Linked DNA regions of Mus musculus: region 1 is linked to region 2. The links are chromatin loops, found by intact Hi-C in ENCODE. Cell type or tissue: left cerebral cortex. All regions are shown on one strand.

The links. A loop is a pair of places that touch in the nucleus more often than their neighbours do. Peaks named below come from ENCODE experiments on the same cell type or tissue, not always from the same donor. Only the 100,000 strongest peaks of a DNase experiment are listed, where the experiment ranks them.
Region 1: a loop joins it to region 2, with 20 times the contacts of the local background. A loop is called at or near these places in 1 of 42 quality-filtered maps.

The regions. Positions count from the first base shown.
Region 1 is chr17:83,886,049-83,894,048 of GRCm38, reverse strand. No RefSeq gene overlaps it. Among named protein-coding and RNA genes, the nearest start is that of Gm35125, 15 kb to the right of the region's middle. In left cerebral cortex, no CTCF peak of the experiment used is centred here; DNase peaks (open chromatin) are centred at 4,245 and 6,593; H3K27ac peaks cover 1,621 bases.
Region 2 is chr17:84,091,597-84,099,596 of GRCm38, reverse strand. No RefSeq gene overlaps it. Among named protein-coding and RNA genes, the nearest start is that of Gm35551, 12 kb to the right of the region's middle. In left cerebral cortex, no CTCF peak of the experiment used is centred here; DNase peaks (open chromatin) are centred at 2,897 and 4,250; H3K4me3 peaks cover 698 bases; H3K27ac peaks cover 2,482 bases.

The DNA of each region.
Region 1 (8,000 bases), 210 kb after region 2:
CCTGGAAGACATTTCAGGTGGCTCCATGACACTAGGAAGCACACGTGGGGGGGAGGGGGGGAACACAGAGTGACCATTCAGCTGAGCCTCAGAATGTCACTGTTTCCCATTGCACCAAGGGGTGGGGGAAGATCTTTGAGCCTCATAGTGAACTTCCATATAATGGGCTAGCAGGAGGCCTTCCCTGTGCTCAAAGCTAGAGAGTAAACAAACAGGGGCGGGGGGGGGGGTAAGAGGGGGCTGTCCAAGGCCTCAGCGCTCTGCAATTTCCTTATAGCCCTCTTTTTCCAGACTGCTCAACTCCCACAGGCCCCAGGACCTGACCTGCACACCACTCCAGGAAGACCATGCCTCTGCATGGCTGTGTTAGTCTATTTTGCAAGCCTGGGCCACTGCTGTAGCTATGCACTCCAATGGCCCCAAATGGCCTGCTCCCTGGTTCTTCATCAGGTCCTCCAGGAACTGAGCGTAGCCCTGGATCCCACTGACCTCCAGCCGCCCAGCAAAACTTGTGACCTGGTTTGACAGAGTTGCATCTCACCCTCCAGCACCCAGCTTGTCTGGTTCTTCTCTACAAACAAGGCTAACTTCTGGAAGCCAGAGTTGCATCTTATTATCCATTTGACAAACACAATAAATAGCTCTGATGTGCTATATGCCTTGTAAGACGCTGGGGACTCAGCGATTGAGCAACAGTGTTCAGTTCTAATCAGACTGAATAGGAAGCTGGAGTGACAGAAGGCTAGAGTCATCGGCAGAGAACTCAAAGACTGGGTGCAGGCCAAAGACCATCCAGTCAGACCCAGCCACACCAAAACATGGGATGGCATCACTTCCAAAGGTCACATCAATAAGCTGCAGAGCCAGGAGAATCCCAGAACTACAGGGACCCGAAACCAAGTTGAATGTTCCCCCTGAGCACTGTATCCTCTGCCAGGCTGGCCTTGGAAAGCCAGTCTCAGCCTCCAAATACCTACTGGTGACAAAGGCAGGCCTCTGGGAGCTGTGTCCCACTCTATCTGGAGGCCACACACTGAGGATAATAAGCTGGGGTCACATTCACGGTGTCAAATCTGAAGCCAAAATTTGCACTTCCCTTCTACACCCAGAAAGGGTGAGATCTGGAAATTTGAGGATAGTCTCTTAACGGGCGGTGACTTCTGGGACACTCACACACACACCCCTGAGAAGCATGAGGCCCCCTCTGTTGCCCAAACCATAACCCTAGAATCTGATCCTGACATACCCTCCCCCCACACTCCACCATCAGTTCAGTCCCAACTGGCGGTTCTCAACCTGTGGGTCGAGATCCCTTCGAGGGGGTCACATGTCAGATATTGACATTATGATTCTTAACAGTAGCAAGATGACAGTTATGAAGTAGCAATGAAATAATCTTATGGCTGGGGATCACCACACACGAGGAACTGTATCAAAGGATTGCAGCATCCTTTAATACACTAAGAACCGCTGCTCCCAACATCAGTGAGAAGCAGGGCTCCCTGACTGAGTCCTTCGGCTCCAGGATCCCCAGAGGCTGGGTCTAGACAGAACTCCACAGCACCTGCTAAGAGGAGTGACAGGGTCCAAAGAGAAGAACAGGTGGGTGTCAGCTGACATTTCTCAGGAGATGGGGCTGTATTTTCAGCTTCCGGCACTAGGTGCTCACAGTCAAGATTCCCATCCAAGGTCTAGAGAGATGGCTCAGCAGTTAAGAGCACTGACTGCTCTTGCAGAGGTCCTGAGTTCAATTCCCAGCAACCACATGGTAGCTCACAAACATCTATAAGGGGATCCGATGCCCTCTTCTGGTGTGTCTAAAGACAGTGCACTCATATACATAAAATAAATAGATAAATCTTTTTAAAAAAATATTCCCATCCAAGAGTTGCTAAGAGAGTGTGGGGCGGAGGGCACATCTCAGATGGCAGTTCTGCTCCATTTCACAATAGCACAGCGATAGCCCAGCCCCAACCAGTCTGAGACTGTTTTGTTTGGCCTGCAGCATGTTAGACATGAATCTTGTTGCCAACATGTAACCCTAGGAGAGATCACGTCAAAAATCCAGATTTGAAATGAGAAGAATGGCTTCCCACTCCCTCACTCTCCAAGGACGAAGCCTCCGTCCCGACCACTCCTCACTGGCACGCCCCTCCCCAACATGCCTACCTACGGAAGACCCTTTATTTCCTGCCATCTGCCCTGGCTCTCTTTTCAAGCCCTCCCGGGGGGTTTGGAATTTGTGAATTCTCATTTTAGAGTCTAAGACTGATTTTGTCCGTGGAAAGTGTGATCTGTAAATTCTGTGGCCCACTCTCTCCCATGGGGTGGGGGAGTGGGCAGCATTCGAGTGGGGAGCTGTGAGGAAGGCAAGCTAGGCTGGGGAAGCGCCTTACGACTGTGACTTAGTGCAGAAGGCAAAGAGAGATGCTTAGCCAGACTGTGAGAGGGCAGTCCTGGGAAAGACGTGCAAGGGAGGTCGGAGACGATCCCTGGGAGGGTGGTAAGGTGGAGTTGGGGCCTCAACATGAGGGGCCGACTTTTTAGATTCTAAAGTGGGCTGATTCCTGGAGCACAGGATTGCCCTTCAGCCATTTTCCCTACCCCACACTCAAAGCTGCCTTCATCCCTGTGCATAGAAAGGAGAAGAGCAGTCAAAGCCTAGGCCAGGCCTCAAAGACTTCAAAACAGAAAGACCCAAAGGCTCCATCCCCACACCGTACATCTACTTCCCTGTTAACACGAGAATCTTTGGCTTGACATCGTCCGCCATCATGGTTTAACAAAATCTCCTTGGAGAACAACCCAAGATGGAGATCATTCAGACCATCTTCCTGCCAACTGGGACAGAACAGTCATGATTTGGTGTGAGAAAGACTAGAAGAAGGTGTCATGTCTCCGAGAGGGAGAGCTGGCTTCCTCAGGCTTTGATGTCACTATCCTAGCTCACCACTACTATTCCTACTAGGCCATTTTGAAATGGCAAGAAAGGATCTACCATGAGTTGGGCCTCTGCGCACTGTGGGCTCAAGTACCCGGGGTCATCCCCAGCAGCGGAAGGGCTCTACCCAGAGTCACTTCCTCTCCTGCCCGATCGACTGCCTTGTGTTAGTTGTGGCAGTCGATGGGATGGAGTGAAGGACCATAGAGACCCCAGGCTCTTGTGCAGCCCAACAGGGGGCTCCTCTTTGCATCTGGTTGACTCCTGACCCCTCCCTCCCTCCCCGGCTCATTTCCTTTCCCCCTGAAATTCTAGAGCTGGAGATCTCTGCTTCCTCAGTGCCATCCAACAAGCCCTCAGAGCACCCTTTCCCTACAGCAACGAAAACAGTGACAATCGTCAGATTAACCCGCGCAGAGAGGAGCCCTGCACAGTCATCTGCCTTCAACTTTTTATCATTCTGGTCCTGGACTGCCCAGAGCTCATGCTCTTTTTGCCCTAAAGCCAAGCATCCTCCCCTTTAGCCCCTGCTCTCGCCCTCCTTGCCCTCCCTTAAGCTACCTCCTCCAGGCCCTTTAACCGCCAACAGCCTACTCTCCCAACTTTGATTTATGACGACCAGAGGGATAGTGAAGCTAGCGTCACCTCACCCCCAACACCATTTTAAAATCATTCAACATTCTGGGCAGAACTTTTCTATTGAAAGGCCAACACAAACCTACACAGTCCCACAGGAAGTTGCAAACAGACACACACCCTTACAACCAGAGATAACAGTGAGGGCTCAGCTCTCCTCACACCCGCTGCCCACCCTCACATTCTGGGCACTTTGGGCACATGCCCCAACAGCCTGCCCTGCCCTGTGAGCCATTTGGGCCTTCTTTTGAGGAAAAACACTCGGCTCCCAAGAAGGTTCCTGACAGGGCTGTTTTTTTCCAGAGCCGCTGGATAAATTGCTTTTGTGCAAAAATAAACACAAGTGAACTGCATTAGGCGAGCGAGTGACACATTAGTTACAGATGCAGGGCCTGTCAGAACATTGAGGGAACAGCTTTTATTGGGGAAAGGCTGAGAGACTCATAAATAACCGGTTGGCAATCTCACATAAACATTTGTGCGTTCACATAAACACCGCCTACCACAAACGGGGCCTGGCTGCCAGCAGGCCTTGGAAGAGCCCTTTCTGCCTGTCCTCGGAGAATAAGGACGAGTCTGGAGGAGGAGAAGGGTCACAAACCCCCTTTCTCCCATAGTTCCCTGCTTCTTGGACCCACACCCTGTGCTCTGTGGGGTGGAGGGAGAGATCCAAGTTCTAAATTCTAAGAGTCTGCCAGAGAAAGAGGGTCAGTGCCCAGCCCCGATGGAACAACTGCTCCATTTTCCTGCCCCCACAGAAAGCTCGCATTAACCAGCCCAGAAAGGAGAGAATAGGGGATGTTGTGGCACTGGGGGGCTGGCCTGCTGAATAAAGCCAAGGGAAAGGCTTGAAATGAGCTTGGAAATCCTTCTCAATACAACCCCACTGGTTCCCATCAGAATTTCTGAGAAAGTGGGATGAAGCCAGCATCCCCCTCAGCCCCACAGACGGAGTCTACAAAGGATGGCACCAGCCTCATTCCATCCCAAGATGCAGGGTGCCTGGGCTTCCTCCCGTTGGCTCTTGAGAATGTCCTTACATTGGCCCTGAACCTCTGAGACCCACACTTCAGACAACATCTGTTCGAGGCCACAAAGAAGGGCAAGGCAGGCCGTGTGGATTTGACCAACCGGGCCATTCTTGCCGCTGTCCTTTCTGTGCCAAGTCTGGTCCCCTCACACTCCACCCATTTCCCAAGCAAAAGCCCTCTGAAAAGGCCCTGATGCCCTTATTTGCACTGAGGTGAACTGTGGCCTTCATTTGACACCATCTCCCTCCCAAGTGGATAAAGCACGAAAGAGCAAGACTGTGTCAGCAGCTAGCGCTCAAACTTTTTGTCAAGTTTTTAAACCAGCTAAAAGGGGAAATAAGAATTTGGGATTTTTCTTTCCCCCTCCCACCCTATTTTGGGGTTCTTTTAGGAAAAAAAGAGTATACAGACAAAAGAGACCGGCCATGTGCCTCGAGATCTCTCACAACAAAGACTGGCCCCAGCGCCAACCAGGAGTCACTGCGCTCTGCCACATGACAGAACAAGACTCTTCAGATTGAGTGCCTTCCTCTTCTGTCCGCTGTGTCCTTTCATCTAACCCCATTCTTCCTTCAGCATGGCTTCCCTCTCTGCCCTCCACGGACCTCCGTGGTCTAGTCCATCTGAATTCCATACCCATCTTGATCCCAATGTTAGACTTCCCATTTTGAGACGACCTTCTTCTTCTGCAGGTCCACACCCAACCCATCTATCCAGACACCTTGAAAACTGCCTTCTCCTAGAGCCTCTCTCTCTCTCTCTCTCTCTCTCTCTCTCTCTCTCTCTCTCCCTCTCTCTCTCTCTCTCTCTCAGACACACACACACACACACACACACACACACACACACACACACACACACACCGTGAATGCCTGAATGTCTTATTCATAACTTTCCTTCCGGCCCTGGGTTGGTTGTGTACACAAGTATCCCCTTCTATCCTTTGCAGAGATCTGAGAGATCCCTCTCTCAGGCATCCCTTCCTCCAAAACACTCATCCAGTGCCTAGAAAATGGCACTCGTACTGAATCGGTGCTGGAAGACGGTGATACAGTCAGGACGGACATGGTGGGATGAAGCGGGGAGGGACATGTGGCCATGATGGAAACCTTCTCCTAGGCAACAGCCTCTTTGGGGCTTTCATTTTGTAGCTGAGTAACTCTGCTTTTGAAGGAACATTAAGCTGCCAGGCAGGTGCCAACGGCCAAGCACGCTGGCTCTATTGACCAAGGCTCCGCCATCTAGGCTCTTTCTTCCTGTGAACAAACATAACGCTCTCTGGGAAGATAGAAAGCGCAGCCCTAGATGGGTTTGTGAAAGGTTCTTTAACCAAGACAGCCCTGGGGAGGGAACACAGTGCAGCCATAATTTACTGTGCTCAATATTTTCACTTCCAATCTTATTTTTTTATAGACCCGACTTCATAGGCTGCAGCTTAAACCCAGATGGAAAGCATTCTGGTTTTATAATAAGAGCTAGATTATGGTAGGCCCACCCTGCTGCTTTGTGCCTGTGAATGAATAAATGCACATGATCGTGGCCATAGGTGGGGCTGGGAGATGCCTTCATTATACGTGTATGCTTGGGCCTAACAATTCTACACTCATCTCTTTTTCCTCATGGCCACATCCTCTGGATGCTCCCAGGGGAGGACGTGATGACCATGATGGTGGACAAGAAGAAGAAAGGACAGAGAAGCTATGAACTGTGCTCTGATTCCTCCTGCGTTGGCTCTTCTTTGAGTCTTCAATGTACCAGGGCATACTGGGCAGGAACGAGGGGGACACACAGTATTGTCTACACTATGATGATGTAGTGTGCCTTGCTCTTTATAGGGCGCTCAGGATCTGGGGTGGTTAGGAAATATCTTCTAACTCCTTCTAATGTTGCCTGAGGTACTTCCCTCATTCTGTAGCACAGAGTCGCATCTCAATGAACATTTTTAAAATCGTGGTGGAGGAGGAGCTGGGAGACAGCTCAGTGGGTGGAGTGCTAGCTTCGCAAGCACAAGGACTGGACTCCAATACAGAAGCTGTGCTTGGTGATATAGAGGCAGGGACAGGAAGATCCCCGGGGAAATGGCATGCTCTCCAGATGGCCAAGCCTGTTCCAGGTCAATGAGAAACCAGTCTCAAAAATAAGAAAAGGCAGATGGTGTCTAATGAATGAAACCTAAGGTTTCTGTACACCCCTGCCACATGAACACAGACATGCTCACACAAAACAACATGATTGAATCACATACACACAGGTATGCTCACAACATGGTTGAACCTGTGCTTTTTAGAGTCTAGGGTGACAAGGTTTTGTTGAACCATCCTTATTTAAGGAGAACAGAAAAGGAAAAATATTTGAAGGGGAAGAAGGAAGGGAGGCACATCGGAAGGTGCAAGGACCGTTGCTCAGGCCAGGGCCAAGAGGCAGACCCCACAGAAGATGGCCTAGTCCAACAGGAGTGTCTTGGCCCAAGGTGTGGCCCACACACATCCATAAACTCCACGAGAACAGGCTGAGGCCAGCCTCACTGCTGGCAAGCATCAAGGCCTAATAGCCCAGGCGGGCAGCTCGAAGACATGCCTTAGCAGCCGCTCTCCCTACCCTCCCCAGGGAGAGTTTTCATCAGAGTTCATGAAGCCTTGGGAGTGTATATCACTAGGGACTTAGGCTCATGGGGGGGTCAGTGGAAAGTGACCTGAGGACTAAACCCACTTCTGAGGACCTTGCCCTTATGGAGGGACTCCTGTGTGGCATGAATACCCAGGAGAGGCTGAGAGACCATTGCTGAGGGCCTCCGTGCATGAGGACCTCTTGGGAGCTCTGTGGGAGGCTGGCTGCCGGTGGCTTGGCAGAATTGGTTTGTTTGGTTTTCATTGTAGACATTTCTACATTGCACAGTCATGGTGGTAAAATTCTTAGGAGCTGTCCTTGGGGGATCTTTGAGGGTACCCAGACCAGAGTAGGTGAAAAGCTGTGCTGAGAAAGCCCTCTTAGACTGGCTATGTCAACCATTCGTGTCTGCTGTACTGAAATCACCACAGCACCAAGGGAGCCATGATCAGCTTCAGGTCGCAGAGAACTTTGGGAAGACGGTGCCCACCACTTGACCTACTTGAGAAATCTGGCCCAAGGGACCCAGGAGCAACATTTCAGAAATGGTTCTTACAATGTATAGTTGCCCGACTCCCTTCTTTGGAGGAAATGCATCCCTGCCCCACACACACATAGAATCTAGGACTGACACAAACACTCTGGAAAACCAATTTGAGCCTTAGTTCTCCACCCTTGGACTGTCCAGTCCTGAGAATCAACATATGCCCTTTTGATTCAAGCTTGTTTGAATTGGTCTTTGGTCACTCATAGCTAAAAATGTCCGTAGCTAAAATTTATACGTG
Region 2 (8,000 bases):
TCTGGCCTGAGTGTGTGATACTCATGTAGTACTGATGTGTAGTGCTGACGTGTATTGACATGTAGTTCTGACATGTAGTATTGACATGGGATACTGACATGTAGTGTCGACATGTAATATTGATGTGTAGGCTGTAAAATCTACGTGGTCTCCGCTAGCTTCCCCTTTTTGTTTGTTGTTTTCTTTTACTTTTTTGAGTAAAGTTCTCTTGTAGCTCAGGCTGGCCCTCTCACTTGCTATGGAGCTAAGGCTTACCCTTAATTTTTGATCCTTCCGCCTTCACATCCCAAGTCCTGGGGTTATCACCACCACATCTGGTGTTTGTTTGTTTGTTTGTTTTCTCCTGTTTTTCTCAATTCAGTCTACGCACTGATCATTTCTCTGTCCTTCTCCCCCACCCCAGCCCCCACCCCATCAGCACTGGAATCCATGGGCAAATGACTGGACTCCAGGTTTAGGGAGCATTCAGTGTTCACAAACCATAATGTTAGCTGATCTGAGATTCAGAGGCTAGTAATTCCCTTAAGGATTGTCAAACCAGTTTGGGGTTCACAAAGTGCTTTGATGGAAGATACCTGCCTTTGAAGGCAAGTGCTTCTGGGAGGGAACGTGGTAGGGGATGGGGCTGCAGGCAACAGGAGGTGGGTACAGTGACTGAATGTGGGGATGCTGGCCCTGCGGTTTACATGTGTGTCCGGGATGCTTCAGCAGCCTCCAAGGCTAGCCCAAGGGATCACTGACGTGCCGCTTTCCCCAGATTCGCCCATGATTTATGCTTCTGAAAACATCTGAGGAAAAGTTAGACATCTTTACCTTTTTGCTTCAATTACTTCAGGCGAGATTCTCAAGGATGCTCTTTAATATAGTCTGCTTTCCTTTCGGTGAAGCCGTATCCCGTATCTGGTGGGCTATTCTAGCTTGTAAATACAGCCGACTTTGCGGGAGTCAGCTAGGCTTATGATGCTGTGCTGGTGTCCTGACCACTGGGGGATGCCTGAGCCCCAAGCCTTGTCAGAACTGTGTTGACCTCAGGAGCCCTGCTTGGGTTTGCTTTCTGCTGGACAGCTGGTCTGTGCTCTCAGAGGCCCGGCTGGGCCTTGGCTGGACTCTGTTTTATCTTGTTTCTCTCCGCTTTGTTCTGGAATTTTCTGTGCATTTTCCCCAATCCACAGATATGACTGTCATAGGGTATTGGCTTTCCAGTGTCTAGCACGGTATGTTGGCTACAGAGTTAGCTTGGTTGGGCCCCCTCTGTGCCTTGGAGGTCAGAATGGGCTCCTTAGCTAACAAGGGAGCTTTCCCATCTTCATCTTGCCAGGAGGACCGAGGCTCTATGGCGGTCTGGCTTGCTGTCCTATGGTCCTGCTCAAGACTGGAAGTCTTAGGCAAAGGAAACATTTTCCAGAGCATGGCTGAGAGGGACAGAACGTCTCAAGGAGATGGGCTGGGTTGGGCTGGGCTGGGCTGGGCTGGGCAGGCAGGGTTTTGGAAAGCCCCTGCTTGTTCTGGGAGCTGTTCAGAACCCTGAGGTTTCAGAAAGCCATGGCGGCTCGTCACAACTGTTGCTGCACTGAGGAGGAGGAATGGCCTGGTGCCTAATGCCTTGGGTTTAGAGGGAAAGGTGAAGCCCAGCCTTGCCAACCTGGAACCTGGGCTTCTGCTGGGCCTGGGGGAACACTGGACTTTGAAGAGGAATGGAGCCCTCAGGCCAGGGCCTCTGAATGGTGAGAGAGTGTTGCCATGATCAGCCATGACTCAGGTTTGGTGGGCAGTGGCCTTGACACAGCCATGAAGGCTTTGGGCCTGGTCTCTCAAAGACACCTCAGATGGAGCTGGTAGGGGAACCCCCATAGGTCCCATGAACAGAACATGCCAAAGTCTTTTGCAGTACAAGGAGAGGTCAGGGTTTTAATACGAGCCTTGGTCCAGGGCTTTGAAGTCAGGGAGGGTTTAGGCTTGAGGAAGGCCAGTGTCTCAATCTCTAGCAGCTTTTTCTTTCTTCTGCTCCGCTTTGCGCACAACCAGCATGCCCAGGGTCCAAGCAGCCCTGCTCTGTGACCGTGGCCTGTCACTTCTGAAGATTGTCTTCTCACCCATGAACTGGGGCGGAGCGCTGAGCCACTTTTGCGGCGGCTTTCAGAGAGCTTCCAGAGGGCTTGAAGAACAGGAAAATGCAGATAGATGTCCAGCCTACCGCTTCACTTTAAAAATAACGTTGTTTATCGTTACCGTGGGGTAGGGAACATGCTTGAGGGGTGGTGCACATACGTGGAGGTCTCTGCTTCCATGGTTAATAAGGGTCACAGGGATCGAGTGGAGGTCTCCAGGTTTAAAAGCAAGCACCTTTATCCACGGAGCCATCTTATAGATTTGGTAAGGTCACAGTGGGCCTAGGCAAGTTTCCCCAACACTCCTCGGGGTCCTTGACTTTAACTACAGACCCGTTCTTCTTGGTGTTGTGGAGGGCCTGCCGGGTAGGGCTCTAGCCTGGGCAAGCAAGTCCATTTAAGTTCTCCTAGGAGCCAGTGTAGGCACGTGCCGTTCCCATTTCCACAGCTCGAACGTATCGGGGCCCGACAGAAACCTCGACGCTTTCAGCACCCTGTAGCCCGCAAAAGAGACCCTGCGTCCTGCCCACCCTGGCTCCTGGCTGCCCCGATCCCTCTGGGGGGCTCTGGAGGAGAGAGAACTGGGTCTCCTAGGTGCGGTCGGTCCGTTCTCCCATGGCGCTGACGTTGCCCTGCGGCCCAGCTGGCTGCAGTTTTTCCGCAATAACAATATCCCGGGGAGGGAGGAGCGGCGGGTGAATGAGCGCCTTTGTCCCCGACCCTGTGAAGGCCGATTAATTATGCGCCTCGGAGCGCGGGAGCGCGGTCGTCAGGCCCCCTGCGCGCCCGCCCTGAAAAGCCGGGGCTTGGGAGCGCGGCCGCTGGCTCCGCGCGGACGCACAAAGGGCTGAGCATTAGCAGCCCGGCAATTACCCAGCGTTTTGGACGTGTCCTTGTCTCGTTGACACCGCGCCGCCCCTCCCCAGGCGGCTGCACTTTGAGGATTTGCAAGTCCTTTCTTGGTTGCTAAGGGCGACTAGGCAGAGGGGTTGGGAGCTTGGAGGGAGGGGGGACGCCAAGCCTGCCCTGTTGGAAGTGTCACGGGCCAAAGTGGGGGAGGGGCGAGTGGGTGTCACCCCTGGGGACCTGGACCTTAGGGCTCTGAACAGGCAGATAGATTCCTGAGCGTCACCCAGAGGAGTCCCTGACTTAGTCGGTGTGGAGTGTCCTTTAAGCATCACAGATACAGTTTTTAAAAACCTACCGTGGAATAGTGAAACAAAATGTATAAATTAAAGTTGCTTGAAAAGTATTGAAATTTATTAGTGTGTGTGTGTGTGTGTGTGTGTGTGACACACGCATGTCCTCTGTGTTTTTACCACAGTGCACATGTGGATGGAGGTCAGAGGACCACTTGTGGGAGTCAGTTTTTGCTTTCTACCATGTGGATCCTGGGAGACTAACCCCAGCTCCTCAGGCTCCGCAGCAACAGAAGGCTGATGACCCTTCTCGATGGCCCTTTATGGCACAGCTCCTCAGTGTGCCTTTTGCCACATCTATGCCCTGTGCCATCCACAGCACACTGACAGAACAATCCTCGGTCCAGAATGTTCCCTGAATCCTCCTACCAGCCCCAACCTTCCAGGCTCTGCTGTTGGTGACATATCCTCTAAGTTTCATGTGGCTTTGGATTGAAGACCCATGGAGTCCTGCAATGTGTGCTGCTTTATCTCAGATTTCTTACTGGAATCCATACAGTGTATATGCAGAGTTAGTTTCCTTTATTAAACAGTTTATCTGCAGACTAGGCACCTAAGTTGTGGCTGCTGTAAGAAGAGCTGCTGTGATCATTTTGTGTTACATATGTGATCATTTTGTATACATATTTTTACCTGTGTCCTTTGGGTAAATATCTAGATGTGGAGTTGCTGGGGAAGGCATTCCGTTGTAAGAAAGCAGGCTGGTAGCCAGGCATGGTGGTGCATGCCTTTAATCCCAGCACTTGGGAGGCAGAGGCAGTGAGCAGATTTCTGAGTTTGAGGCCAGTCTGGTCTACAGAGTGAGGTCCAGGACAGCCAGGGCTATACAGAGAAACCCTGTCTTGAAAAACCAAAGAGAGAGAGAGAGAGAGAGAGAGAGAGAGAGAGAGAGAGAAAGCAGGCTGGCTTTGTTTCTCAAGCACCTACACTCTGTGTGTCTCATAGCATAGGGGAAGTGTGTCTACATTCTAGTTACTCTGCATCTGTGTCAGCACTTGGCATTGTCAAAGGTTTTGAGTTCTGCTGTTCTAACTGCTGTGACGTGGAATTTCACTGCCTGAGCTCCAAGGACTGTGTGTGCGTTGTATATATGTACACATGTGTGTGCAAGTGTACACACACATATGAAATCCAGAGGAGGACATAAAGTGTCTTTCTATATCACTCTGTCTTATTCCTCTGAGATGGGGGTCTTTCACTGATGAAAGCTTGCCATTTGGTTCAGGCTGGACAGCCAGCAAGTGTGCTCTGGGGATCTTCCTGCCTCTGCCTTCCAACACTGGGGCTACAAGCACATGGGGTGAGCGCTAGGGATTCCAACTCAAGTCCCCGTGCTTGTTCCCAGAGCCTCATGCCCACTGAGCCATCCTCCAACTCGGGCGGCAGGATCTGGCTTGAGACTCTTAAAGTATTCTGTAAGTATTGCGATATATTTAAGAGGTGCAAAAAAAGAACTAATCAAAGCCCACGCAGCCCCTCCCTTCAGTGACCCCGCCCGCTACTCCTCACCCCCATCCTGCAGTGATGGATGCTAATTTTTCACCATCTGCAGAAAAATCCTGCCTGTACCCTGCTCCCTCACCCCCACAGTCAGGATCATTGTTCAAAGGTGGCTGGCTAGTGACACTTCCAAGTGTGGTTGTCCTTGCTGTTGCTGTTGTCTCTGTGTGTGGTACTGGGAATCAAACCCAGGACTTTGCTCACGCTTGGTAAGCAACCTTTCCCGAGCCTGGCCCTCCACGAGGGATCTTAGCCTCAGCTTCCTGTTTTGTTTGGCCCTCAGGGTGCAGAACTTCAATGGCACTCTGTCTGTGCCATTCTCCACAAACAACCTTACTTGTCTTATTGATTTATTCATTTATTTAAAGGAATGCCCGTTCATTCATTTACCACCCAGGACCTCCATCCCTAAGTTAAGGAACACATTCTTGGATGCTGGCTGAGTGACTTTTTCTATTGCTGATAAAACACCCTGACAGAAGCAACTTGAGGAGGAAAGGGTTTGTTCCAAGATCCAGTTTATTGTGGGAAGCTCCTGGAGGCAGGAGTATGAGGCGATTACTCGGCACTCACACCCTGGAAGCTCATGTTAGACAGCTTTCCCCCCTCCTTTCTTTCTTTCTGTCTTTCTTTTTTTTTTTTTTTTTTCTTTTTTTGAGACAGGGTTCCTCTGTGTAGCTTTGACTGTCCTGGAACTCACTCTTTAGACCACGCTGGCCTCGAACTCACAGAGATCCTCCTGCCTCAGTCTCCTGAGTGCTGGGATTAAAGGCGTGTGCCACCACTAATCCACTTTAACTTTCCCCTTTTTAGGCTATCCAAGATCCAAGCAGAGTGAATAGTGTCACCCACTTTTAGGATAGGTCTTCCCACCTCAGCTAACCTAGTTAAGATAATTCCTCATAGGCATGCCTAGAAACCAGGAGGCAGAGGCCATGGAAGGATGCTGCTTACTGGCTTGCTCAACATGGCTTGCTTTGTCTGCTTTCTTATAGAATCCAAGACCACCAGCCTAGGGATGGCACCACCCACAATGGGGTGGGCCCTCCCTGATTAGTTACTAATTAAGAAAATGTTCTACAGCTGGATCTCATGGAGGCATTCTTCTCTCTCCTCTGATGATGCTAGCTTGTGTCAAGTTGACACACACAAGGAGGCAGAACAACTACCCTGTTGGGTGTGCTTTTGGTTAATTATGCGACCACCCTGTTTTATTTTACCCCATCATCTCATTCCTGTTGTTATTGTTATCGTTTTCCCAGATGAAGTTTCTCAGTGGCTTTTTCAGACACACATGACTGGCCCAGAACTCATTCTATAGATGAGGCTGGCTCAGAGATCCATCTACCTCTGCTTCTAGAGTGCTGAGATTAAAAGTGTGTGCTGGGTGCTACCACTTCCAGGCTTCACTCCATTTCTAAAGTAGATAAAAGAGAAAGGCAAGCTAAAGAGATGCCTAGAAATGAGCTGTTCTCTAAGAAGCCACCCAGGATGGAGGTGTGCCTGCCCCCCCCCCACTCCCCCCACTTCATAGAGCACTGTGTGCACCATATCCTTCAGTTGAGGAAGTAGAGCAACTAGGAGCCAGAGTTAGAGACAGTTACAAGCTGCCCAGTGTTGGTGCTGGGAACCTAACTCTGCTCTCAGGCCCTCTTCTCTCTTCTCTAGACTTGTAAAAGTCTGCCACGGTAAGTGTTGATAGGCACCAGGTTGGGCTGGGAGATGACTCAGTGGGTAAAGGCGGCTGCTGCCAAACCTGGTGATCAGGGTTTGATCCCTCGGATGCACAAGAAGGAAAGAGCTAGCTCCTGAAAGTTGTTCTCTCTTTACACACCATAAACACATACACACACACACACACACACACACACACACACACACACACACGGAATAAATAAGTAAATGTAATTGAAAAAAAAAACCAACAACAACCTAGAGATAGTTTTTCCCTCACTGTGGTTTCAATATGATTTAGGGAGAATAATAAAAACTAGAATTAGATATAATGAGGTATAATTAGCTAGTCCCAGCACCCTGGAAGCAGAAGCAGGCAGGATCTCTGTAAGTTCAAGACCAGCCAGATCTATGTAAGGAGTTCCAGGCCATCCATAGTAAAACCTTGTCTCAAAAAACAAAACAAAATGAAGAAAAAAGAAGAAGGAGGAAGGAAAAAAAAAGCGGGAGAAGGAGAAGGAGAAGGAGAGGGAGAGGGAGAGGGAGAGGGAGAGGGAGAGGGAGAGGAGAATAGATATAATTAAATGAGATTTGTAGTTCCTAGAAGGGAGAGAGATCAGCAGGAGGTAGTCAGAGAGGACTCCCTGGAGGAGGCGAAGGCCAGGATTGAATAGCATGAGAATTCTAGGACAAGCCCTCTGAAAGAGATCCCCATGGGTATCAGGGTGGTCCCCCGACTAGCGGTTCTGACTGTGAGCTGTGCAGTGCTCCAAGTGCTGGCTACAGTAGTCTGTGACTTGTTTCAGATTTATGTCTCCAGGAAGGCCAACAGGTCATAGACGGTTTTCCCACGGAGTCCTCAGGGGCCAGCCTGATGTGACGATTCACAAAGGAGATTCCTGGGTGTTCAGCCATCTTATCCCTCCCTCCAGATGCACCTACAGGAGACATTTGCCACTCTTGTGTAACAGTGTTGTTAGTACTCAGAGACTCGGATCCATATTCTTTTCTTGAGAGGACTGTCACTGAAGACAAGAGTAGTCACTCACCTCTAAAGCACTGTGGGGAGGCTGGAAGGTGATTAGTGATGGACTGAAACAAACAAACAAACAAACAACCCAGCATTTCTTTGCAGTATTGTGTGTGTGGGAGCACACATGTGTGTTCGTGTATGTGTGTGCCCGTGCATGAACTCATGTGTGCATTCATGCATCTGTGTGTGTGTATCTGTCTGTCTACATACCACATCACATATGTGAAGGAGAGAACAACGTTGGGTGTAAGCTTCACTTCTGCCTTGCTTCAGGCGGTGTCTCTCGTTCACTGCACGCACCAGGCTCCCTGGTCTTCGCTGTGTGCTGTGGTATTGCCCCCCCCCCGCCCCCCCGCCCCCCCCGCCCCCCCCCCCACCGGCGCAAGAGTCATCCTCCAAGACGGTGGGATGTTGACCTGAGGTGGAAAACACTGGCACGTTGGCTTTTGTGGGACTGTTTCTAATGAGGAGAGATATTTAGACCTG